Regions from separate parts of the Homo sapiens genome. Here regions 1 and 2 are each linked to region 3. A link is a loop called in an ENCODE intact Hi-C map of the cell type or tissue named here. Cell type or tissue: mammary epithelial cell. All regions are shown on one strand. Region 1 has its middle 94 kb from the start of LINC02205. Region 2 has its middle 120 kb from the start of LINC02205. Region 3 has its middle 31 kb from the start of LINC02205.

Evidence for each region. Peaks named below come from ENCODE experiments on the same cell type or tissue, not always from the same donor. Only the 100,000 strongest peaks of a DNase experiment are listed, where the experiment ranks them.
Region 1: it touches region 3 in a loop (4-fold over the local background); 4 of 110 quality-filtered maps call a loop at or near these places.
Region 2: a loop joins it to region 3, with 2.4 times the contacts of the local background. A loop is called at or near these places in 5 of 110 quality-filtered maps.

What each region holds. Positions count from the first base shown.
Region 1 is chr15:70,407,762-70,415,761 of GRCh38, forward strand. No RefSeq gene overlaps it. Among named protein-coding and RNA genes, the nearest start is that of LINC02205, 94 kb to the right of the region's middle. In mammary epithelial cell, no CTCF peak of the experiment used is centred here; a DNase peak (open chromatin) is centred at 3,030.
Region 2 is chr15:70,382,954-70,390,953 of GRCh38, forward strand. No RefSeq gene overlaps it. Among named protein-coding and RNA genes, the nearest start is that of LINC02205, 120 kb to the right of the region's middle. In mammary epithelial cell, no CTCF peak of the experiment used is centred here; no DNase peak of the experiment used is centred here.
Region 3 is chr15:70,470,848-70,478,847 of GRCh38, forward strand. No RefSeq gene overlaps it. Among named protein-coding and RNA genes, the nearest start is that of LINC02205, 31 kb to the right of the region's middle. RefSeq lists an enhancer at 7,875-8,000. In mammary epithelial cell, no CTCF peak of the experiment used is centred here; a DNase peak (open chromatin) is centred at 4,284; H3K4me3 peaks cover 384 bases; H3K27ac peaks cover 1,277 bases; H3K27me3 peaks cover 1,000 bases.

The DNA of each region.
Region 1 (8,000 bases), 63 kb before region 3:
AATTCTGGACCCAAAAAATGAGGTGTTTGAGTTCTTTCCCTAACCTGTTTACTCATTCAATTTAATTTCATGTAATTGAATTACAAGGATTTATTGAGCATTTACTGTGTTAGGCCCAGTGCCAACCAGTACTAAGACACAAAGATGAGTGCATTGAGGTCTCATCCCAGGAGGCTCACAATCTGTGGATAGAGGAGCTCTCCTCCATGAGATAAGGTGGGTGGGTATTATTTTAATCCTCTTTGACAAATGAAGAAACGAGGCCAAAGAGTTAAGTAAACTGCCAAAATAACAGAGTAACTAAATAGGTAATTGGGCCTTGATCCTAGATTATCTGACTCCAGTTTCTATGTACAAGGCAGACAAGGGGAAATTCCACCTTGGAGACAGAGGAGAACAGAAGAAAGAACAGAGCCTGGAAAAGCACAGGAGATGTGGGCTCTGCCACCTTAGACAAATCACTGAACTGTGAAGGTTTTCAATTTCCTCATTAATAAAATGCAGATGGTGAGATCTAAGAAATAGAAGTGCTGATAAGATTAAATAAAATCAGATTCCTAATACTACTACCTAGGACAGTGACTGGCACTTGGTAGATGCTTAATAGTCGTGTGCTTCCCTTGGCTAAAATAGAAGGGCACAATGGGCACAATGGAAGACCAGGGGAAGGAGAGATCTAGGATAATGGGTGAAGCTGGGGGACCTTAGGCAAGAAGTGTGATTTGAGTAGGTCTTGATGTGGGTGTAAGACCAAAGCTGATAGAAATGGAAGCAAGGACATTTTAGGTGCTGGCAATAGCATGAAGGAGAGACACACATTCAGGACAAAGCAGCAATGCTGTGGCCAGAACCTGGAGTTCTGAGGGTGAAAAGGGAGATCAGACTGGAAGAGTAGGCTGGGGTCAGGTGGTGTGCAGTCCTGATTAGAAGAACAATCCAGGACACTTGAAATATAGTTTGGAAAAGTACAGTTAAGGTCACCCCATTAACAAGCGGACAGTCAGGCCTTTAGAGAAGAAAGACCATGAGGAATCCCATATACCTGGAGACAAAGGAATGGTTTGATTACTTCTAGACCAAGCTCAAGTGGTGGGGAAATTGACAATGTTGTCAACTGGGTTTGAAAACGCACTTGGCCATCTTTCTCAGATGCCCTACTCCTCTCTATATAGCCTTCTTTGCCCTGGGTCAGCCAAGAGATCCAATGGGAAACCATGCTAAATTTCTTTAGAAAGATGAATACATTGGCTCACTCTAAAGAAACTCAGAATTGCCTTTCCCATCTAAAGTTAGGCCCTGAGGACATCCAAGGATAGTTAGAAAAAGACTACCATTACCACTGACTTTCTTGATCGAAACTTAAGCAATCAGGGCATTTCTATTTCTGCTTCTTCTAGCAGGAGTAACAAATACGTTCAACTAAGATGCCAACTCTAATTGATTGGATCTGCCTGGAGCAGAGTAGTGAAACATTGTGAGACGCTTCTGGTTCAGAAAGAACATGTACCACTATTGCTTAGCAGTGCCTGTCAAGGTCATGGAATGGAGTGGCTACATAGCTATTTGCTATCCTTGGTCTCTGGCTAGTTTAAGCCTACATTGAGTCTTGAATATTTTTTCCCCCATTTCTAAAGGAGTGGAGATCAGAAAAAGAACAAAAGAACAACAGTAACTACCCCATATGTTGAATTCTCATGGTATTAGAATGAAGGGAAAGTAGCTTTGTTCTCAAATTGCTCTTTCATGGCTAAGAATGAGGATCAGCCTATTATACTGGCTCTCAGTCTCCACTGTGCATCAGAATAGCCCAGGGAGCTTTTGACTTGGTTACCCCACAGATAACTGGTTTCAGTTGATCTGGGGCAGGGACAGGTATCAGCATTATTTTGGTGTGTGTTTCATTTTTTTTCTGTTTGTTAGTTTTTTTAGACGGAGTTTCACTCTTGTTGCCCAGGCTGGAATGCAATGGCACAATCTCTGCTCACTGCAACCTCTACCTCCCAGATTCAAGAGATTCTCCTGCCTTAGCCTCCCAAGCAGCTGGGATTACAGGCACCTGCCACCATGCCCGGTTAATTTTGGTATTTTTAGTAGGGACAGGGTCTCACCACGTTGGCCAGGCTGGTCTCAAACTCCTGACCTCAGGTGATCCGCCCACCTTGGCCACCCAAAGTGCTGGGATTACAGGCATGAACCACTGTGCCTGGCCTCATCAGTGTTATTTAAAACTTCCTAGGTGGTTCTCATGTGCAGCCAAGTTTGAGGGTCTTTGTGCCTACTTAAGCTCAACTGACGAAGCAACATCCAACATCCAGTTCATGACTTAGGTCCCACCATGAGGTTCCTGTTCCTCATTTGAAGGAAAGGCCATCGGAAGGCTCTAGCCTTTGCCCTGCATGTGCATTAAGGCTCAGCTGATGATAGATATAAGGTGATGAGAGTTGTGAGAGGGAGAGAGCATTCTGCTGGTATGGTCAGGGAAGGCCCCACAGAGGCAGGCCTGAGCTGGGCCTTAGGAAGATGGGCAGAATTTGGACAGACAGAGTGACTTGCAAGGAAGGCAGGGCATCATAAGACATGAGCAGAGGCTGGAGGCTGGCAGGAGCAGAGGCCCTAGAGCAGAGTGGTGAGAGAAAACACGAGGGACCAAACCCATGTGGCCACAGAGAACTTTCTGAGAAATGAGGTCAGGAACCTGGGGCCAGCTGCTGCCAGGGGTGAGCTCTCCCTAGACTTACCTGCCTGCCAAGTCCTCCTTCTGGGGGCCCCACATCTAGCCAGCTTCTAGCCCCAGGTACCCAATTGTCCTTCTGACCACACTCTTTCTATAAATTTCATTCCAAAAATAAACTTCAGGGTGAGACTTGACCTGACCTGCCCTTAAGAGTTCACTAGAGCCTCCCTCCCTCCCGACAGAACACTGGGCTTCCTTAGGCAGTGTCTCCCCTGCCTGAGCCTCAGGGCCCCTCCCTGCCAGTGTGTGTGCCTGAGGCTGTCAAGAGCCTGATGTTTCAACTTGAGACATGTCCACATTGTTTCTCTTGTCTACCCCTGTCTTCCACCTGTTCACAGGGACTTCTATATTAGTCATCCGTTGTCAGGGAAATGCTCAGCTTCCCCCAAGGTGTAAATCCTGAGGAATTCAAAATGGGGAAGAGGGGAAAATGATTTACTAGGCTGGCTTGGTCCATATATTCTCCAACACATGGATGGCAAATGCTGGAGTGGGGTCTCGCAAGATGGGGTCCTCCTACCCCCAGCATTAGCATTACCAGAAAGTCTTGTTAAATGCAGGCTCCTGGACCCCCGCCCTGACTTCCTTAATAGAGGGTGGGCCTCAGGATGCCTGGTAACCTGGTAAAACGGGCATCTGGAGGTCAGGAAAAAAAATCATCTCAGGCTTTGTTGGTATACAGAATATGGTTCTGGAGGGCTGTGGCATTTTCTCTGGCTTGACCATGTCTGAGTGTTTTTAACAGTGTGTCTTCCTCACTTGCCATCCGTAGGGATGTGTGTGTGTATGACACAGAGCTGGAGAGGCAGAGACACAAAGAGTAAATAAATACAGAAACCCAGACTTGTGCTTTGGAATGTTTTCTCTGGGCCCCCGTAAGCTACCTCCTATTTCCTTGCAAATCACTTAGAGCTCTCATGGTGAAAAGGGTGTTTCAAAGTTGTTAAAGACAAATCGGTATTTAATTAAATCTCCATTCCTGATAGAAAGAATAGTAGTAGTCAGAATCATTTTGTGCCAAGATCAAACACTCACAGCTCTGCCTGTTCCCCGGAGAACCACAGAACCATTCCCCACTGTCAAGTGGACCAAAGGCTGTCTCTCTTTCCGCTTAGGCGTCTGTTAATCATTGACACTTAATTAGCCCTGTAACATATTAGAAAGTGCTTTGAAAATTGTAAAGTCCTATTCAAATATGCGGGATAATTATTACACGGACCTATTCTCTCCACTGACCCTCCTTAAGCGTCTACTCCAGGTCATGTGCTCTGCCATGCATCACCTTGTGTAATTACTGTTGGAGGCCCTGGATTCTCATCCGTTTTACAGAACCAAGAAGACAGCAATGTAAATGACTTGCCCAGGGTCACATAGGCAGTGAGAGGCAGGTTCTGTGTGCTTCTAGAGAAACCCTCTTTCCACTTTGCATTCTTCAGTGCAGTCTTTTCTTTCTTTCACCAAAGCCAGGATTCTCTCCACTGGTTAGTGACATTCCGCCTGACCATCATTGTGTCCAAAGAGGCAGTGACATTTCCAAAGCAACTCATTTTAATTTCTTCTGATTAAAAATGCCTGCTGGCATATATGCTATGGAGACCATTAGGAGGCAAAAAGCAATGGTGTGAAAAGCAGCAAACCGATCACAGATGGCTGTCAGGTCACTCGGCCCAGGGACATAGGCACGGACGCCCCAGGTTACGGGGATTGTGAGCCTGCCTCCTTCCACCATGTGTTAGCTGGGGTGTCTGCTCTATGGGGGTCCTCTAGGGCAGGAAGAAGAGATGGAAGACACAGCCTGCCACCCAGGAATTTGTCTTTGAATAGCTTCCATTTGTGCAGAATGTGCACTCAGCCGTTAGGCCTTCCTTTACAAGGTGGTTAGTGAAGAAGGCTTATTGGGAAGGGGGTGGTGGCATCTTAGTGATAATGGTGGTGGTGTAGGAGAGCAAAGCTGGATGGTCCTGGAGGCTCATGCCTGAGATGGCACCCGGCAGGTAGATTTGGCTCCAGGATCAACAGCCAGACTCCAGGCTCTGCACATTGGAGGCACTCACTTTGCAATAAGACCTCTTCATCACCAGGAAGACCCCAGGTGGGGCCCAGGAATCTGCATTTAACAGGCCTCTCCAGGAATGCCAATGCTGGGGGTAGGAGGACCTCACCTTGCAAGACCCCACTCCAGCCTTTGTCATCCAGGTATTGGCAAAGTACTAGTGATCTACAATGACTATGCCACCTCTGTAGGCTCTGTAGTCAGGGCTCATTGACTAGATGTTCCCTGGCCCCTTTCCCATAAGGAGGTAAAGCATCACAAAGGTGGGAGTCTTTCAAGGGCACATCCAGTGTGGTGAGCATGGCCTAAACAGGTGCTCTGAGAGATCATTCAAGCTCTGAGGTTGGGTGTGCCCTGCTATGTCTCTGCTTAGAGGTTGTACTCTGGGACACCCTATCTTACTATATACATAAGCATGCTTCCTTTGCAGGGCAAACATGATGGTAATTGTATTTTTGTAAAGTGGAGTGAGCAAACAATATGCAAAAATCATGAGACTCTGTCTTTGCCTGGGGGCTGGTTCCAATGGCTGGGTTGACTATTGCTATGGGAAATGCTTTAGAAAAGATTTCCTGGTTGGGCCCAGCCAACTGCCAGGGACACAGCAGGAGAGCTAAAGGCCTTGTTTCTCCCATGGGAGTCCTAAAGGGCACCTGGAAACATTGGGGCACTGCGGTAAGGCTTCTGACCAGGAGAACGCCCTGGCCTTGCTGAGGGCTCTGGATGGATGAGGAGGAAATCCAGGTCTAGCCATGGTGATGGGTGGTTCCCTTCTCCATGTGTCAGAAACAGGCCCTGACCCCCTACTCAAGCAGAGCTGTGTCTGCTTCCTTCAGTGTTGCCCTGGGATGCCTCATTCACCATTTCCTGTTTTCATCCCCTCCCCAGATTGGGCTCACCCGGAGCCTGAGAAGTCAATGAGCTCGGCCCCCATCTCCCTCCCTCTCCTGCTTCATCTAGGCTCTTCTCCTTAGGGAGGTGAGGCTCACTCCCTGAGCCGTGGCTGCGAGTGCCAGGCATCGTGCTGGGTGCTCTACGTAGGTCTTGTTTAATCCTCAAAACAGTTCTAGTGATCTACGCTAACTATGCCACCTCTGTGGGCTCCGTAGTCAGACCTCATTGAAATTCTTGCCTCTACCACTTGCAGTCAGCAGTGTGCTCTTGAGAACATCTCCTAACTCCTGAGCCTCCAGTTTTGCATCTATGAAATGGAGCTGTTCAAATCACTGACCTCACTGTGTCATTGTGAGGACTGACAGATGCTGCCAATTAAAGAACCAGGCACAAGACCCAGCATATGATCAAAACATTGGCACTATTATTATTCTTATGAGTTACTATTATTGTGTATTTGGGGGGGTTTGAATGACTTGCCCTAAGTCACATAGCTGATAAACAGCAGAGTTAGATTTGAACTCAGCTCTGACTAATCCCAGAGCTCTTCTACCGGAACACCTCAGGGCAGCGGGTCTCAAGATGTGGTCTCTCAACCAGCAGTATCAGCATCACTGGAAATGCAAGTTCTCGAGCCTGTCCCCAGACCTCCTGAATCAGGAACACTGGGGTGGGTCCAGCAACCCACATGCCTCCAGGGGATTGATGCTGTTCAAGCGTGAGGGTCCCTAGTATAGGGAGGTTCAACAGGACACTCACACACCTGCCAACCACCCCTGCTCCCACCCGCAGATAAAATTTCAGAACTTTGGCCAGGTGCAGTGCTTCACGCCTGTAATCCCAGCACTTTGGGATGCCGAGGTGGGCGGATCACGAGGTCAGGAGATTGAGACCATCCTGGCTAACACGGTGAAACCCCGTCTCTACTAAAAATACAAAAAATTAGCCGGGCATGATGGCGGGAGCCTGTAGTCCCAGCTACTCGGGAGGCTGAGGCAGGAGAATGGCGTGAACCCGGGAGGCGGAGCTTGCAGTGAGAGGAGATGGCACCACTGCACTCCAGCCTGGGCGACAGAGCGAGACTCTGTCTCAAAAAATAAATAAATAAATAAATAAAAATTTAAACAAATTAAAAAAAATTCAGAACTTTTTCAAGCCTCGCATGCGTTTTCTTCCAATCTACCTTGGAAAAGTGGTTAACCTTTCCTTTTCTGGGTCTCACTATCGCAGCTTGGACCCCATCACCCCCTTCCTCATGATGAAGAAATATCATGCAAAGAAATATCAGGCAAAGCAAGTCTCTGAGAGCTGAGTGGATGAGGCGCAAGGCAGCAATTAGAACCAGGGAGGAAGTTGGCAGGAACAGGAGGATAGTTATTTTGAGTGCATTTTTAAAAAACAACAACAACATAAGGTGAGTCATATCTTTATAAATTCATAAAATTTCCCTCCCACCCGCCTTGGTTCCCAGTCCCAGGAAGGGCCACTGGATTGTGTGAAGACTGTGAGCTGTGTCCACTGCATTTCTCCAGCCCATGCAACCCGGCATCACGAGGAAGGGGGTATGGGGTCCAAGCTGCCACAGTGAGACCCAGGAAAGGAAAGACGAACCTCTTTTCCAAGGTAGGTTGGAAGAAAACACTTGTGAGGCCTGACATGCTTGTCAATGGAGGGAGCATGTGACCCCCCTGGCCAGGACTAGAGGGTGACAGGCAAGTGCCTGGAGCACAGCATTTAAGGAGACCCTTGCCTGGCCTTGCAAGTGAATACTTTCTAAAAGTTTGCACCCCAGCCCCACCCTACTTGAAGGTCAGCCCATAACTTGACATTGAAATTTTGGTTTCCCCCAAAGAAGTCACCTGAGTCAGAACCATTGTTTCATTCCATGATCTGAAGGAGACACCTGCACAATAGCCAGGTGACGGCCCAGAAACCTCTGTTAACACCTGCTTGCCAGTGGTCCCGCCGTGGGGAGCAAGCCTGCCTCCCCTCACCAAGGCGGGATTCATGCTGCTGGTACAGTGTCCGGGGGACTCCCGCCCGGCCCTCCCAGCTGCCAGGAGGCGGTGCCCGCCCACGCCAGCTGCCAGGCTGGCCTCTCCGTGCTCCAGAGCCGCACAGCTCTGAACAGCGGCAGCAGGTGGGAGCCCCACCGGGGAACGCAATGAAACTCACAGCCGTAAACGAGTTTATTATTGTTGTTAACTGGGGAAATAAATGTCTCAAGCACTAATAAAACATTGTGTTTTCTGCTTTTATGTCTTGAAGCCCCGGTTTCTCCCAGCACCTTGGCTGCTGGAGCCGGGTTGACCCTAGGTG
Region 2 (8,000 bases), 88 kb before region 3:
GTGGGCAATCAATCATTTGTGCTTGTGGAGTGGCCTCCATCCCAGATCTCTTATGGGGCCTTCCAGAACCCAGAGATTTGAAATAATTAAAATCCTCCTTGGCATGATGCAACCAGCTCCCCTTAAGTGCAGCTCGGATCCTCCTTCAGACCTTGCCTTAGCGAAGAGCTCTGAGCTTAAAGCCCCATCTGGGAGAGTGAGTAGAGGAGGCAAACTGCTGGGCTCACCTCTCGCTTCCTTGTCTCTGTACAGGTGATGTTAAGAGGCAGTGCGGCCTAGTGGTAGAAGCACTAAGCCCATGGTGGGAGTGCCAGGGCCCTGGGGCTGCTCCACTGCCAGTGATCGTGTTATCAAGTCATGTCCCTTCCCAGACGTGTGACCCACCTGGTCCAGTTCTCTTCATGAGCTCTGTCACTGATCACCCATAGACCCTCTCCCCATGACTCCCCAGAGTCAGTTCCTCATGTTTCCTCACCCAAAACTCCCCATCTCCTCCCCAGCCACCGTTTTTCTTTCTGCACTCACTTTGGTACTTCCTTCTTTAGATTTCTTCAGGAAATTCTATCATCTCATCTCTGGAAATACTTAACCCAGCTCTACCCCTAGGCCACACCTAAACACATCAGCCGAAGGCTTCCTCCGTAGCTTTCCTATCCCTGGCCTCTTCATTCCAGTAAGTCTTGTCTTGGACATTGCTTTCACATCATCCTTCTGCTCCAAGACAAGCAGGGGCTCCACTGAGCATCGCAGCTCTCCATAAATCCCCCAGCCTGGCCCAACCCACCGCTCACCCAACACATGCTCAGTGTACCGTTGGTGGAGTGGCCTCTATTCCAGACCTCTTATGGGGCCTTAGAACCCAGAGATTTGAAATAATTAAAATTCTCCTTGGTGTGGTGCAACCAGCTTCCCTTAAGTGAAAGTTGGTTCATCCTTCAGACCTTGCCTTAGCAAATTGCTCTAAGCTTGCGGCCCCTCCTGCGAGAGTGAGTGGTGCACGCGCTCAGTATCCCACTCACCATGCCTTCCCTCTCTCTCTGTCTAGCAGACCCTGCCATCTCAGCATCTTACTCAGCCTCTCTTCCTCCCAGAAGCTGGCCCTGCCAGCTCTGGCTCCTGTGGGTCTCTCCCCAACTGGGAACTCCTGCAGCACTTGCGGCCCTGACCCTGCAGCTTCACACCGACTCCTACCAGCTGGAGGGCCCTCACCTATCTACGTTAGGCTTTCTGCAGACTGACAAGACCTTTGAGAATTCTGTCATCCACATCCCCTTGCAGGGCCTGGAGCGGGGCTTGTTCAAGGTAAATGTACAGCAAATGTTTCTGTTCATAATGACTTAAGATAGGGTCTCTGCCATTGAGAATATTCCTTGAGGAATATTCTGCTACATTTGTATTCATAGAATTTAGAGCTCAAAGGAGCCCAGGAGACCCCTGTTCTATCCCCTACAGATGAAGAACTAAGCCCTGCCCGGCCCCACACCTCCATGCGGGGCCAGATTGTACAGTAAAAAGCAGCATTTATTTTTTTCTGGATCTCAAACACTAGATAGGAAAAAAAACACCCTAAAATATTATTATCTAGGTATCAGGAGAGCTGGTTTTGGGTCTAAGGTGTGCCATTTATTTGCTGTGTGACTTTGGGCAAGTCACTTAACCTCTCTAGATCTCAAGAATGGATTATGCTTTATAGTCTGTGTGTGTGTGTGTGTGTGTGTGTGTGTGTGTGTGTGTGTGAAGCTTTTACATATATAGGTGCCTATATACGTGTATATAGGTGCCTATATACGTGTATATATATGTACATATATATGTGTGTATATAGGTACCTATATATGTGTGTATATAGGTACCTATATATGTGTGTATATAGGTACCTATATATGTGTGTATATAGGTACCTATATATGTGTGTATATAGGTACCTATATATGTGTATATATAGGTACATATATATGTGTATATATATATATAGGCACATATATATATATAAAAAAGGAGCTTGCAGAACTTCTAGGCTGAAGCAAGAGGGGTGGAGGAATGTCACCTTGCTGATAACCAGCAAGCGCCCCCAAATCCAAACTGCTCAGAAGCGGCACTGACCCATCTGCAGCCTCTTGTTCCCACACACCATCACTGCCAGCTGCCCTTTTCCCACCTCCTCTTCCTTACCACGATGCCCCCGAGCTGGCCAGGTCAGACCGCCCACACCAGGCCAGGCCAGACCGCCCACACCAGGCCAGGCACCTCGGCAAACCCAGGCTGTTCCAGATCTTCCTGAAACCTGCCAGGGGCAAGGATCCTTTCCAGATAGGATCCCTGTGGAGAACTAACTGGGGCTAACAGCTTGGAGGCTTTGTAATCATCTAGAGAGGGAGCAGATGATTGAAAGTTTTCCACAGCCAGACAGAGGGCAACCTCGCCTGGCCAGACCCCCCCTTAGAGGCAGCCTCAGGGCTTGCAGGCCAAGATCCTTCTTGGAGTCCTACAAGCCTAGCTCTCTGACACTACGTATTTCCTAAACCAATCCCAGGGGATTGCAGGGTTGCATGCATGATGCCCTATTTGCAGGTAATAGGAGGAGCAAAGGTTCCTGTGATTGTACAGTGAAAGGAGGTTCTAGGGAACATGACGCCCAGCCCCAAGTCACTCACCCAGGGGCTCCTCGAGAGCATTCCTGGGACGGGCTGCAAAGTGGGCCCACCAGAGAGAAGAACACTCAGGTTCCGCAGCTCTGCATTTTGATAAAAATGGCTGGCCATGATTAATGCATGGAGCGCTATAGAGGAGGAGGCCACTGGATACTTTCTGAAGCAGCGCCCAACTTCCAGAAATATGGAAGGCCATTAATTATTGATTCTCAGGCAGGAGATGTGCCTCCCTGGGCAGAAGCAGCTCTGAGATGATTTCCTATGTAAATCTGCAAGAACCCACTGGGAACACCAATGCTTGGTGGGCAAGAGGGGGCCAATCGCAGGTGGCCAGTGTCCCCATAGGCCCCCCGCTTCCCGGGCCATTCCCGTCGGGCAAGGGGTCAGGCCCAGAGGCAGAGACCCACCCCCAAAGCCAAATTATTATTATCATTACCATTATCATCTATTAAAAGTAGCCCCCACCAAGTCAGCTGACCCTCCTAACAGAGGCGCCTCATTAAATTCCTGTTGTGACAAGGCCAGAGCTTCGAGATCAAGAAAAACTGGGTGCTGAGAAAGGAACAGACGCCACCATGTCCTTATTTATGACACAGAGTGTTTTATATATATGAAAAGCCGGCCATAATTTGCTTATAAATAATTGACTTCTCCTAGATTAAAATCTCTAGAGGGAGTCTCAGTTTATTCACAAGGTGCTTCTGCCTACAGTGCAAATTAGGCCCTTTCAAATCTGTCTTATCTCAACCCCGAACGTTATGAAGAGTGATTTTTTTTCCTTCATCCCCTGTAATAACCTTCAACTAACCTTTAAACCAGAGTGAATAATTTAAATCTTATTTTCATATCAATGGAGGAGTCAAGCCAAGCAATTATCTTTTATCTGTATACTCTGTCGTCAGAGCGGCAGGCATAATCAAGTTTTCCCAAGCGAGCCAGATGAGAGAGAGAAAGAGTGAGGAAGTGAGAGATGGTATCTGAAGACATTAACGCAACAATGAATTATTCAATAATGAGTACAAGATCTGTCATAACACACACACACACACACACACACACACACACACACGGGAAGCTCTACATCTGCCCAATGTTCCAGGCAGGCCAAGGCTGGCAGTATGGGGGAGGGGGTGCCAGGAAGGGGGTCTGGGCTAAGCATGACAAATCGGCAGATCATCTGCTCAATTAGGACAGAGAGCAGGTGCATGGGGCACATTTGCAGCACAGGACGACACTGTTGTGGGCCAAACAACAGGCTGAGGGAAAACACCTAATTTGTGTGACAGTGATTTAGAACAGCTCTAGCTATGATTTTGCTAAAGGGGAGGGGCTCGGGCAAGAAAAAGATTTCAGAGGGGGGCGTGGAAGGAAGAAGGGAAGATTTTTTAAAAAATAAAAACAAAAAGCGAGAAAAGGTTGAAATTCCCCACGGTGCTCATTAAAATTCTACCGCACGCATTTCTTCCCTGGGTCCCCCTGGACTGCCCGTGATCATTTTTATTAATTCATAAAATATCGCACCAGTGATTGAGGCTGATGATTAGTGGAGCTGACAAACACAAGAGCTGGTGAAATATTGCAGCAGCTCCTGTCGGGTCTCTCCAAGTGAAAACACAGACGTCGCATGAAAATTCATCCTTCAAAGGCCTTGAGCAGCCAGGCCGTGCTGAGGGGCAGGCGGAGGGACCAGTGTGTCTACTGCGGCTCCTGCCACCCCAGGGGTCTCCCTTGTTAAGACACCCAGTGGCACCAGCAGACATTTCTCATCCCTATCTCTTGGATTATGGGAAATGCCTGCTTGAGACAGAGATGTCCTTTAACCTCCCTTGGGAAATGGACTGTCAGGCATTAGCAAGAAGCGGGTCAGAGGTTTCCACTAGAAACTCAGCTCCTGGCTTGGCAGGTGCAATGGCTTAGAAACCAGCACCCACAAGAGCCCGGGTGCTCCCACACTTATCCCAGGCTCTTTTCAAAATGTCCTCATCCTCTGTCCCTTCCCAGAAACTCAATCAGTGGCTATGGAGAAACTCCATTTCTGTGCATCATGTATTAGAACTCTCATTTTACCAGTGAGGAAACTTGTGTCTGGCAATGTTAAATAGTAAGAACAAGGCCTCAGGGCCAGCAGAGATGGAGGTCCTGGTTGCAGGAAAAGCAGAGTAAAATTCTGTGTTCAGTTATAATGACTGTGCTTGCAGGTTTCTGCTGTGATTGTCTTTTTCCTTCTGGTTTCTGATGCCCTTTTCCTTTTTTTACTGATTATTCTATTCCACACTTGCTTCTACATTTGAAGACGTAGCACCTACTTTGTGACACTAGGTGGAAAGAAAGACTAGGTCAGTTGCTCTCAACACTGACCTGACCTGCAGAGACTTACTAAATGAGAATATTGAGGAAGGGGATGAGGCCCAGGAATCTGCATTTCAACCAGCTTGCCAAGTGAGTCTCATGCACTAGAGGTGGAGAACCACTGGCCCAGAGACATCAGAGCTCAAGGCCGTGACTGTACCCTAGAATCACTGGAAGACCTTTTGAACAAAAGTAATCCCCTAGGCCCCACCCCAGAGATTCAGATGCAATTGTTCTGGGGTGAGACAAAGGCATAGTATTGTTCAAAGATTTCCAGGTGTTTACAGTGAGCACCCAGCCAAGTTGAGAAACACTCAGATGTGACAACACTAGAGCAGAGTCTCCCTGATTCCACCCTCAGGTCCCATCAACTAAATATGATCCCACTCCCCAGACCCCTCCATTTATACGGCACCAGTAACTAGACAGGAACAAAAAAGAGGTAGAATACATTCCTTTAAAAATATTCATGATTCCATTTGTTTTATGCCTTGGGCACAGAGTCCAGACTAATTTGCATGCATAGATGAAATATTTCAGTTTCTACTTAGAAAATAGCAGTGCTATCTATAATGTGGGAAGAAAGATATACTAAGTGCTTATGTGCTAAACTCAAAATCTTTTCTCCTCTCAATTAGCTCATATAGATATCAAGCTTGTGCTATACGCATTTTGCATTTAATGTATTTGTACAGCTTCTACTGGGATCATTTTAGAATCCTGAGCTCCCAAGTCTAGAGAAAGTATGCAAAGGCAGTTTTCATCTTAGGAGCTTGTTTTCAAAGTAAAGCTTATTTCTCTTGAGAAAATACTTCAATTTTAGACTTACTGACAATGTAAATTGTAAAACTGATTGGGTTGCCTTCTTTGATTTAGCCACTGGGAAGCTCAGAGCCAAATTAGCCACTTCCCTCAAACAGGGTTATGACTTACACTGTTTATACTCACCTTCATGTCCCTCTTCTGCCCTTCTGTCCTAGTAAGTACATAAATATGGATAAAAAAAATAAAGGAAGTAGGAGCTCATTTTGGTGCCTCTTGAACACTCATCTATCACCTCCTGCACCAGAAGTCCTGTAGGGATCAGGCAAGTACCATAAATGTGTGGGATAGGCCAGGGGTACCCCAGTGAGGGGCTATGAAGACTGTGGAGAACTGGAGAGCACATCCCCCAGTTAAAGGCTCAAAAGTTTTAAAAACAAACAAACAAAAATGGTAATCACCGTGCTGTCAAAATGCACCTACGGGCCACATCTGCCCACTGGCAGCCCCCTTGCCTAAGCCACAGAGAGGAGGCCCAGGACCTGCTTCAAGTCAAGTGACTCTAGGAGAGATATGTGAGAAACACTTCCATTTTGGAGAGATTGTTTACACCAGCAGTCAATCTCCATCCTTTAATTTTCACTTTGGAATAACTATTCCAGCCTGAATAGGAGGAAAAGTGTTAAATTCCTGATTGAAGAGAAGTGGATGCTAAGGAAATGTTTGGTAAATGAGCTATTGAATGAGGCTCATTCTTTCCGCTCCCAAAATCTGCTTGAGTGTTGGGAGTTATCACTGAAGCAATCCATGCTCATTGTAGGCAAGATAAACATATGGACACAAACCAGAAAGAAAACACAAATGCATATAGGCAGGACGCAGAGGTGACATAGCCACTTAGCACCTCAGTGTATGTATTCCAGGCACGTATGTGTGCTTGTGTGAGTATAGTGCATATGCCTACTTTTATTCCCAACTTGCGTTTTTCTAGGAACTTCTTTCTTCCAGGGAAAAATTTATTATTTCCCTAAATTATTTTCCTAAACTCTTAGGAAATATGGCACAGAAGATATGGCAATCACAAAATCTCTTCCAAAACTGTATTAATTAAAAAACAAAAATGACTAAAAAGAGCAAACACAATCAGAAAAATACTTTACAAATGTTAGAAGAAAACTTTCCTGAGATTAAAAATAATAAATCTATATTAATAAAAGTGCAGATCAAATAATATAGCTTGATATATCTTGATTAAGTAACTGAACCTTCAAGAATAATAAAGTCTTTCGGTTATTCAGGCTAAATATGTAAATTACATTTAAGATGCAAAATCAGGATGTCCTCAAAATTCACAGAAACATTCCATGCAAAAAATTTGTAAAAATATCTAAAGTTTGGGAATGGGGAAGTAACTCCCAAATTTTATACTCAGCAACATTTTCATTCACATATAAAGAAAAGAAAGGCCAGATGTGGTGGCTCATGCCTACAATCCCAGCACTTTGGGAGGCTGAGGCAGGAGGATTGCTTGAGCTCAGGAGTGCAAGACCAGCCTGGGTAACATGGTGAGACCTCGTCTCTATGAAAATAAAAATAAAATAAAGAAAGATACATCCAAACCAGAGTTAACAAACAATGGATTATAGACCTAAAGATAAGAACTAAAACTATAAAAGTTAAAATATATATATATTATATCTATACATATATGTATATATGTACATACAAATATATATATATAATATATACACCAGAAAATCTTTGCAATATCATTGCAAAGTTTTCTTACATAGGAGTAAACAAAAATTTATTAGCTGCTTTACAAAAGCAGAAATCATAAAGGAAAAAATTGATGAAGTTTATAAAAATTAAGAGCTTTTGCTCTTCAAAAGTCAGCATTTAAAAAATGAAAAGGGCAGACCCAGAATGGGAGAAAATATTCACAGTATGAATATCTGACAAAGGGTTTGTCTCCAGAGTATAAAAAGGACACTTATGACAACTCAATTTAAAATAAGCAAAATATTTGAACAGACCCTTTACCATAAAAGATATATGAAAGCTCAATAAGCACATGAAGAAATGCTCATACTTGTTAGTCATAGACAAATGCAAATTAAAACCACAATGAGATAGCACTCTATACCCCTAGAATGGCTAAAATTAAAAAGACTGATAATACCAAGTGTTGACAAGGATATGGACCAATTGGAACTCTATGCACTGTAGGTGGGCAGA
Region 3 (8,000 bases):
CCCTACTCTTGGATTCCTTCGGGACTGGGATCTACAGGATCCAGGATCAGGCCAGAGGGCATGGGAGAAACCTGAGGCGGAAGTCAGACAGAACTGCACTGTGAGACACACCTCTTCCACTTACTCACTGTGTGGCCCTGGGTGGGTTTCACAACCTCTCTTGGCCTCAGCTCCCTCACCTGTAAAAGGGAGATTCCATTGTTCCCCTTCAGGGATGATGTGTGGGCTGAACAAGGTGATGTCCAGACAGTCCTAAGCACAGCAGTAACTGGCCCCCAGCGGAGCTCAGTAAACTTCGGCTGTAATTATAAGCTGTTATAAGGCACTTGGCAATGGAGTAGATACTCCATAAACAAGCATCATACAAGTGTAAATAATTATTAATTATTATGATGACTAATCATCATTATTATTGATGATAAATGTGAGAAATGCTACCCAAACACCAGCTCCCCCACTCAATCTGTTTGCAGACAGACATCACTCCTCAACCATGCAGAAAAAGTCTGGGACCCAGAAGAAGAGCTGGTTCCAAGCACCCCAACAGGGAGCACTGTCCTCCCTCCAGTCTCCATGCAGCACTGTGCAGGCTGGTGTCACCCAGGCAGGTGACATTCACCCAAATGCATCCCATCTGTCTGTTCAGTCTGCTTATGGCCTGCGTCTTTTCAGCTTGGCTCCTCTGTGTCTAAGTTGTTAAATATTTTGGATATCACCTCAACAAGAAATGTCTTTGTGATTTCTTGAGTCCTGGCTCATGAGCAGCAAGGCTGACCTGAGTGCAGAAAGTGACCTGGGGAAATCCTGGTCAAGCTCCCAGAACTCTGCTTCTTAGATGAAGTCAGATAGACAAGGAGTGAGCTTTGCCGAGCAAGCAAATTTTACCACCATCCTGAAAAATGAATCAAGGCAAGGCCCACAGAGGTACCCAGGGCCTAGCTCAGCACCCAGCAGTGCAGGAGCTCAATAAGTACATGGATGGGTGGATGGGTAAGTGGGTGAATGGATGGGTGGGTGGGAGGATGAAGTATATTAACCATGCCTTTTTTCTGTAGCCCTTGTGCTTTGACATCTGGGGCCTTGCTGACCCTGGAGAGACTGCCGCAGTCTCTATAGATAGTCCAGCCAGTCCTACAGATCGTGAAGGACTTGCCTACGAGTGTGCCTTGCTTATGTGTCTGAGTGCAGTCATGCTGCTATAACAAAATACCACAGACTGGGTAATAGATAAAGAACAGAAATTTATTCCTCACAGTTCTGGAAGCTGGAAGTCCAAGATGAAGATGCTGGTGGGTTCCATGTCTGGCAGGTGAGGACTAGTCTCTGCTTCTAAGATGGTGCCTTAAACACCGTGCTCCAGAGGGGATGATACTGTGTCCTCACACAGCAGAAGGGCAGAAGAGAAAAAGGACAAAAGAACCTAGCTAGTTCCCTCCGGCCCTTTTGTAGGGCACTAATCCCATCCGTGGGGCGGAGCCCCCCTAAAGGCCCCACCTCCTAATATGATTGCATTGGAGATTAAGTTTCAACATAATTTTGGAGAGGATGCAAATGTTCTAACCATAGCAATATGCAAACAGTCCTGAGACTACCCCCGCCCCCCACCTCCTCTACTGGGCTGTCACACTCAGGGCCCCTATGCCCCTTCCCCAGTCACCCCAGGGCCAGGTACCAAACAACTAGGGACTGTGTCCCAGAACCTTACATTATTCAAACTAGCCGATCCTAAACCTGCTTGCCCTGCCCTGCCCATCCATTCCCATAGAAACCACCACAAAAGTTCCTGCCCATGTTTTCCCCTCGCCCCCTGCCTCCTGACTGCCCCTGGTGTTTCCCCACGTGGCCCCGCATGGTGTGGCATGCTCCCTTCTCCTGGAACTGTGAGTAACAAGTTTTCCATGGCATCAGCTCCTGATTTATTGGCCGTGCCATACCTGAATGATAATAAAGCCTACATCTTCAATGTAGAGGGAAGGAGGAAGGGAGGGAGGGAGGGGAAAGGTGGATGGAAGAAAAGAAGGAAGGAAGGGGGTTAGATGGATGGATGGATAAAAGGAAGAAAGCAAGGGAGGATGAAATCAACCTGGGCCTCAAGTTTCCACAGGAATGATCTGACTATAACTTTGCTCCATGGTTGAAAAGAAGCAGCTTTCTCCTACCAAGTTTTGGCTGTGTTTGGGAGAATGTACCTTCACAGTGCCACAGGCCAGCAATCAATACAGCATCTTCTCACTCCCTTTGCAGACAGAAAGACCTGGATCTGAATCCTGGCCCTGCCATTCACTGGCCATGAGACCATGGCCAACTGACTTAACCTGTGTGCGAGACACACACATGTATATGTCTACCTTCCGAGTTCCCTGATGCTAGAACCAGAAGATGCAGGCATAGCATGGTTTCCAGCACAGAGTACGCACTCCCCGACATTCATAATGAGTATTATTATTCGGCTATTCTGCAGTCCCGCACCCCAAGTGCCATCTGTTAGAAAGACTGTGCTATTTGGTCTAAATGTCTTCCTCACCCAGAAGCCCCTATTTGGGGCTCTTGGTCTCTGCCTCACCAAAAGCCATGCTAATCCCTTCCTGGTCCCCAGTCCGGAGTTCAGGGCTCGGCAGGCAAACGCGTGCTCCCTATCCAAAGGACTAGAAGGGCCCTACAACGCACCACATGCCTACATTTCACAGACCTCTCTTCTGGAGTTACGCTGACCCCTCCCCATTGAGAGGCTGCTTGGCTTTCCCTGCTGCTTTTAAAGTGAGAAGGGGGAGGACCTTTACGCTGGAATCGCATTTCAATTTCCCCATCTCCCCTGTACACCATCACTCAGTAAAAATAGCTAATTTTAAAATGGCTGCTCTTATGATGGACGAGATTAATGGATCTTGAAGAGCAGCCAGTATACCAACTGCTCCTGCAGCCATGATGAAAGCTAATAATGTAGAAAATTCTGCCAATTCCTTTAATTCATGAATATTTAAGCCTGTGAAAAATCTGTCAGATTATATCATTTTTTTCTGGTGATTTTCCGCCTAAGTACGTTCATGGCAGCCTGCCAGTTGCTCAAGAAACTTCAGCAGGAGCAAAATCATTTTTGTTGTTGTTGTTACTATGGACGGCCGTCTTCTCCTTGCTGAATTTATCCCCTCATCCCCGGGTGGAGGATCAGGTGCACTCGAGACAGCTAAAGGCAACCACGGTGATTTCCCCCAGCAGGCACAGATTCCTCTCCCAACCCAAAGGCTGGCAGGGGCTTTTGTGAAAGGAGACCATGGTTTTCAAATTGTGTTCCACGGCACCCAAGTCTTCCTCCTTGGGGCCCGGGGGGATCACTGGGAGGGGTTTGGGCTGGACATGCTGCGTGCATGGGGCTGCCGGACCCAACTCCCACTTGCACCAAGCAGTTCTGTTTGGTGCATTGAGATTCCCTGCAAATAAGTGTTGCCCCAACTTAAAACAATTTGAAAGGCATGAGCATGGAAACCACAGCTCTAACCCACCCCTCCCGGCTTGAACAACAAAGGGAGAAACTCAGCCCCCATGATGGTAACTGGTAAGCCCACCTCATGGGAAGCACTAGCAGTGGCACCTGAGCGGCAACCAGGATCCTTAACTGCAAGTGAGCGCTCTCTCCCCATCTCCAGCACACTCTGGGTGACCTCTTGGGCTCTGCCTGTTTGGGGAAGGCAGGAAATGAGGCTCAGATGGGCCACGCTCCCCAGCCACAGTGGAAAGTCCTCTCTGAAGCCAAGATGTTTCCTTGCAAAGACAAGAGAGAGCGAGAGAGAATGAGCATGTTTAGTGACTTGAGAGGGAGGGAGGGGTGGCCAACTTCAGAGATGATTATCATTCAGGGACTTGTTGGCTGGAGGAAGGAGCGAGCTTCTTTTTATAGGAGCTCCAGTTCCTCGTTTTGTTCTCTTCGGGTTATTCTCCAAAGAAAGCCGGCTCTTGAGTCAGCTGGCAGGAGAGCGAGGCGAATGCGCTGGTGCTGGCCGCAATGGCCCCGGTTCAACGCTCGCTCCAGCTGGTCACGTCCTCACCGGGGCGGCCGGCGGCCTGCCTGCCCACGCTCTGCCAGGAGCCCAGGTCAGCCCTTGCCTCGCCGGGGCCGGAGCCCGTCCAAAATCAACAAGTCTTTTGTGCCTCTCCTTTGGACGCTGTATAATTACAGCAAACATGTATTGGCGGTGCACAGCGATTGTGAGGCAATTGTTGAAGGATCTCAAATGCGCTTGGCATTTGGTCTTGGAGAGCAATTCGAGGAACCACAGCTCCAGTTGGCTCATGCTGGCCAGAAAACAAGAGATTTTCAGAAGTCGTGAGTGGTGTGTTGGCACAGCCTCCATGTAGTTCATCAGCTATTTCCTTGATAGTGGGTTGCGTTTTACCACCAAGCCAACTGACTGACTCATGAGTCAGGGACTTAAAAAATAAATAAATAAGGGAGGCCATCGGTGCCCGCTGAGCAAAACACGTCAGGCTGCCGACAAAATGGGCCCCTGCTGCTTTCCGGGTGGTTTCATTTTTCCTCTTTTTGTCTTTTTGTTTGAAAACTATGAAAGTGAAACTGCACACCTCCCCCCTCAAGCTATTCTGTTCCCATGGGCAGCCAGAGGAGATGGGTGGGTGACGGGGTCTCCCAGCAACACCATCTCTCGGCAAATTCACATTCCCATCAACCAGGCTTGAATGAGGTGTCTAGTGTGTGCCCGGCTTTCAGAGGGCCTCTGTGGAGGGAGATGATGTTCATTGAGCTGATATTAATTGAACACATGACATGGCCGAGGGCACTCACCCAGGTGTGGCTTGCTTTAGCCTATCGAGAGCTTAATAAGGGCAACAGCTTTAGCCTCAATTTATAGACGAGGAAACGAAGGCTTCTGAGGCTAAGATTCATAGGTCACACACTTAGTAAGTGGCAAAACTGGGGTTGGAACCCAGATCTGTCTGATTCCAGTACTCCTCCTACCAATATTCATGTCATTCCAAGGCTCACTTTTCCATAAATATCCAATGTTTTCAGTGCAGTGAGTTCCTTGAGCTTACAGGGGTGATTCAGACTGACATGGTCCTTGCCCCTCCAAGGCTGACATTTAAGCTGGGAAGACAGAGTCAAGGATGAAGTAGACAATTGATCCTTTCATTGCAATTGTGGTTCTTGCCCTCAAGGAAAAGGACAGAGTGGTTACAGCACAGGGCAGGGAACTTGGCCTGGCCTCACAGGCCTAAGAAATTTGAGGGATGATAGGAATTCAGTGGATAAAGCATTCCTGGAAGTGGGAACCACTGGTGCAAAGACCCCTGGGTGAGAAGAAGGGTGTGGTGTTGTGGGGGAGCTGACAGGAGGTCAGGGAGCCTGGAGTGCCCAGGGTGAGGGAGCCATGTGGGTGGAGAACCTGGCCTGGGCCCTGAAGGCCAAGGAAATGACTGCAGGGGTTTATCCCAACAGCAAGGGGCAGCCATTGATGGGGTCTAAGCAGTGCCATGATCAGATCTGCATTTGTAAAAGGACCCCCCAAAGGACCCCCTTGGTTGCTTTTATGAACAATAGACTAGAGTGACAGGAGTAGGTGTGGGGAAGGTCACTGAGAGACTAGTGATACTAGTGGCTCATGGTCTAGGGTCTAGTTCAAGACACACGCTGCTGAGCACAGCCAGGCCTTCTCTCCCCATCCACCTCATCTCCCCTCAAAGGTGCTCCCAAGGGTCCACCCGCTAACCAAGGTCATCTCATAATTGGGGAATAATCTTACAAATGCAGAAACAACGCCCAAAGAGCAGAGTGACTAGGCTGTGGCCTCACAGCCAGTGAAGGACCCCTATTCCTTGCACCTCTCAGTCCTGTGCCCCAGCCCCTCATCAGCACCTCTGCTGTGCCGGGAAGGGCTCCAGTGCATGCACCCAGCTCCCACTGAGGCCAGGGTTGTGGCGGCTGCAGAAGCCATGTCCCCTTTCTCTCCTCCCTCCTGGCTTCACACTGTTGGAAGCCATTCTTCTAGGCAGTCCCTTGTGGACCCTTCAAGTTGGCTTTTGAAATGGCTTAGCCAGATTTCTTCAGAGTTGAAAAGTGACTCCTTTCACATCTTCCTGCCTTTGCACCTGCAGTTTCTTCTCCAAGCAGTGTTTTTACTGTCTTACCCATCTGGTGACTTAGTGTGAAGTGGAGATCCAGGGTCCAGCGAGAGCTCAGGGATCCTTCCCCCAACTCCCACCCCAACCCCACTCCACCTCACCCTTTACTCTTGCCCAGGATGAGTCAGTCACAAGGGACAAATTTCACATTTTGTAGGGTGCAGGTTTCAAGGAGAACAGAGGTCACAGGACTATAAATGGGTCTCTTTTCTTTTTCCTCCCTGGCAAGACTATCTTTGGATCAGTCAATGCCTGATTGGCATGCTCTCCCCTCCCTTCCCATTCCCTCCCTTCTCTTTTTCTCCTCCCTCTCCTATCCTCTCTTCCCCCCTCCCCATTCCCTCCCCATAGCAGCTGGACCCAAGACCCTCTTTTCAGGACTAGGAGGCCGCAGGCTAGCCAGGGCAGTAGGCTTGGGGCAAATGCCTTCTCCTGCCCTCTGTCTTGTCCTCCCTTTGCTGCTCCCACTCCCTTAGAGGCCAGAGCCAGACTGAGATTTTGTCCCCATGTGGGTTAGGGGGAAGGGGCTCCTAGAGCTGTTCACTGCTGGGTGCCAAGCTTCTACCTCTCTAACGTGTCACTTTGGCTGTTCTGTACCATTGCTATGAGGAGCCGTCAGGGAACTCCTGGGGAAGGGCAGCATCCAGGGTCCCTGGAGCTTTTGACCTAACACCATCCTCAGAGCATCCCAATCTTGCTGCAATTTCTAATCCCCATTTTGCAGGAGGCTCAGAGGGGCTAAGGAACTCTCTTCCTGCTAAGTGGAAATGAGCACGTGAAGCTGAGCCTGTTCTATTGCTTCCCGGATCATGGAGGAGGAGGAAGAGATGGAGGAGGAGGAGATGGAGGAGGAGGAGATGGAGGAGGAGGAGGGAGAAGAGAAGAAGGACACAAGGCTCTGTCCCTATCAGCCATCTGGTGCCCAGAGTAGGGCTGTGCCCCTCAGAGCACATGAGCCCTGCAGAAAACTGGGACATGGAAACGAGCCTCCCCGCCCAGCACCCCACTCCCAAGAGCCCACATGGCAGGGCAGGGCCTGGAGACTGGAGGGCGAGCCCCTGAGACCCCAAAGAACATCGACCAGTCCCAGGAGGGCTGCTGAACCCTGTTCAGGCTCCCCGGCCAAAATACCACTGAGGGCATCAGCTTGATGAGGTGCAGCGACTGGGATTTGATTACTCTGGCCCTGCCTCAGGCTTTTCCCACTCTTTCCTGTGGCTCCAGACAGGAGTACCCGGCCCTTCCCACTCACTGCCCCTTAAGTCTCCCTCAGCATCCCTCCCACCCCAGCGCCCCAGCCCCTGCCAGCCACCTGCTCAAGGCAGGCCTCTCTCCCTCCCTCCGGGCGCCTGCCCTGCCCTCTCCGCCTCCCGATGGCTAGGACAAGATGATTTACAAGAGCGTGGCGGGAGGGACGGCGAGCCAGATTAATGCACCAGTGAGCGGCCGCCTTGCTCACCAAACACACATCATGAAAACTTATTGCTCAGAAAACAGCACAACGCCACTAATTCATAAATGTTCAATGCCCCCCACAGTGGAGCAGCCAGGGCTTATCGCCTCCAGGAAAGAGGAGGCTGGTTCTCCCCAGGCCACCCTCCTCCCACTCGCCCTGCCTGGCCTGGTGGCCTTCCCACCGGCTCCTCAGCCAGGCACCCGCCCATGTGCTGAGCAGGTGGTTTCACTTCCTGGTGGTTTTTATTTTATCTGGCCCGAGGATGCTTCTGGCTGAGCCCTGGGTGGTGTCTTGGGGCAAGGAGGTGGCACTCAAGATGGCCTCCAGGCCTGCTCAGTCAGCTGGTCCTCCACAGACACCCAGGCTCAGGGAGAGGGGCCTGGAGAACGGGACAGAGGAGGGCAGACAG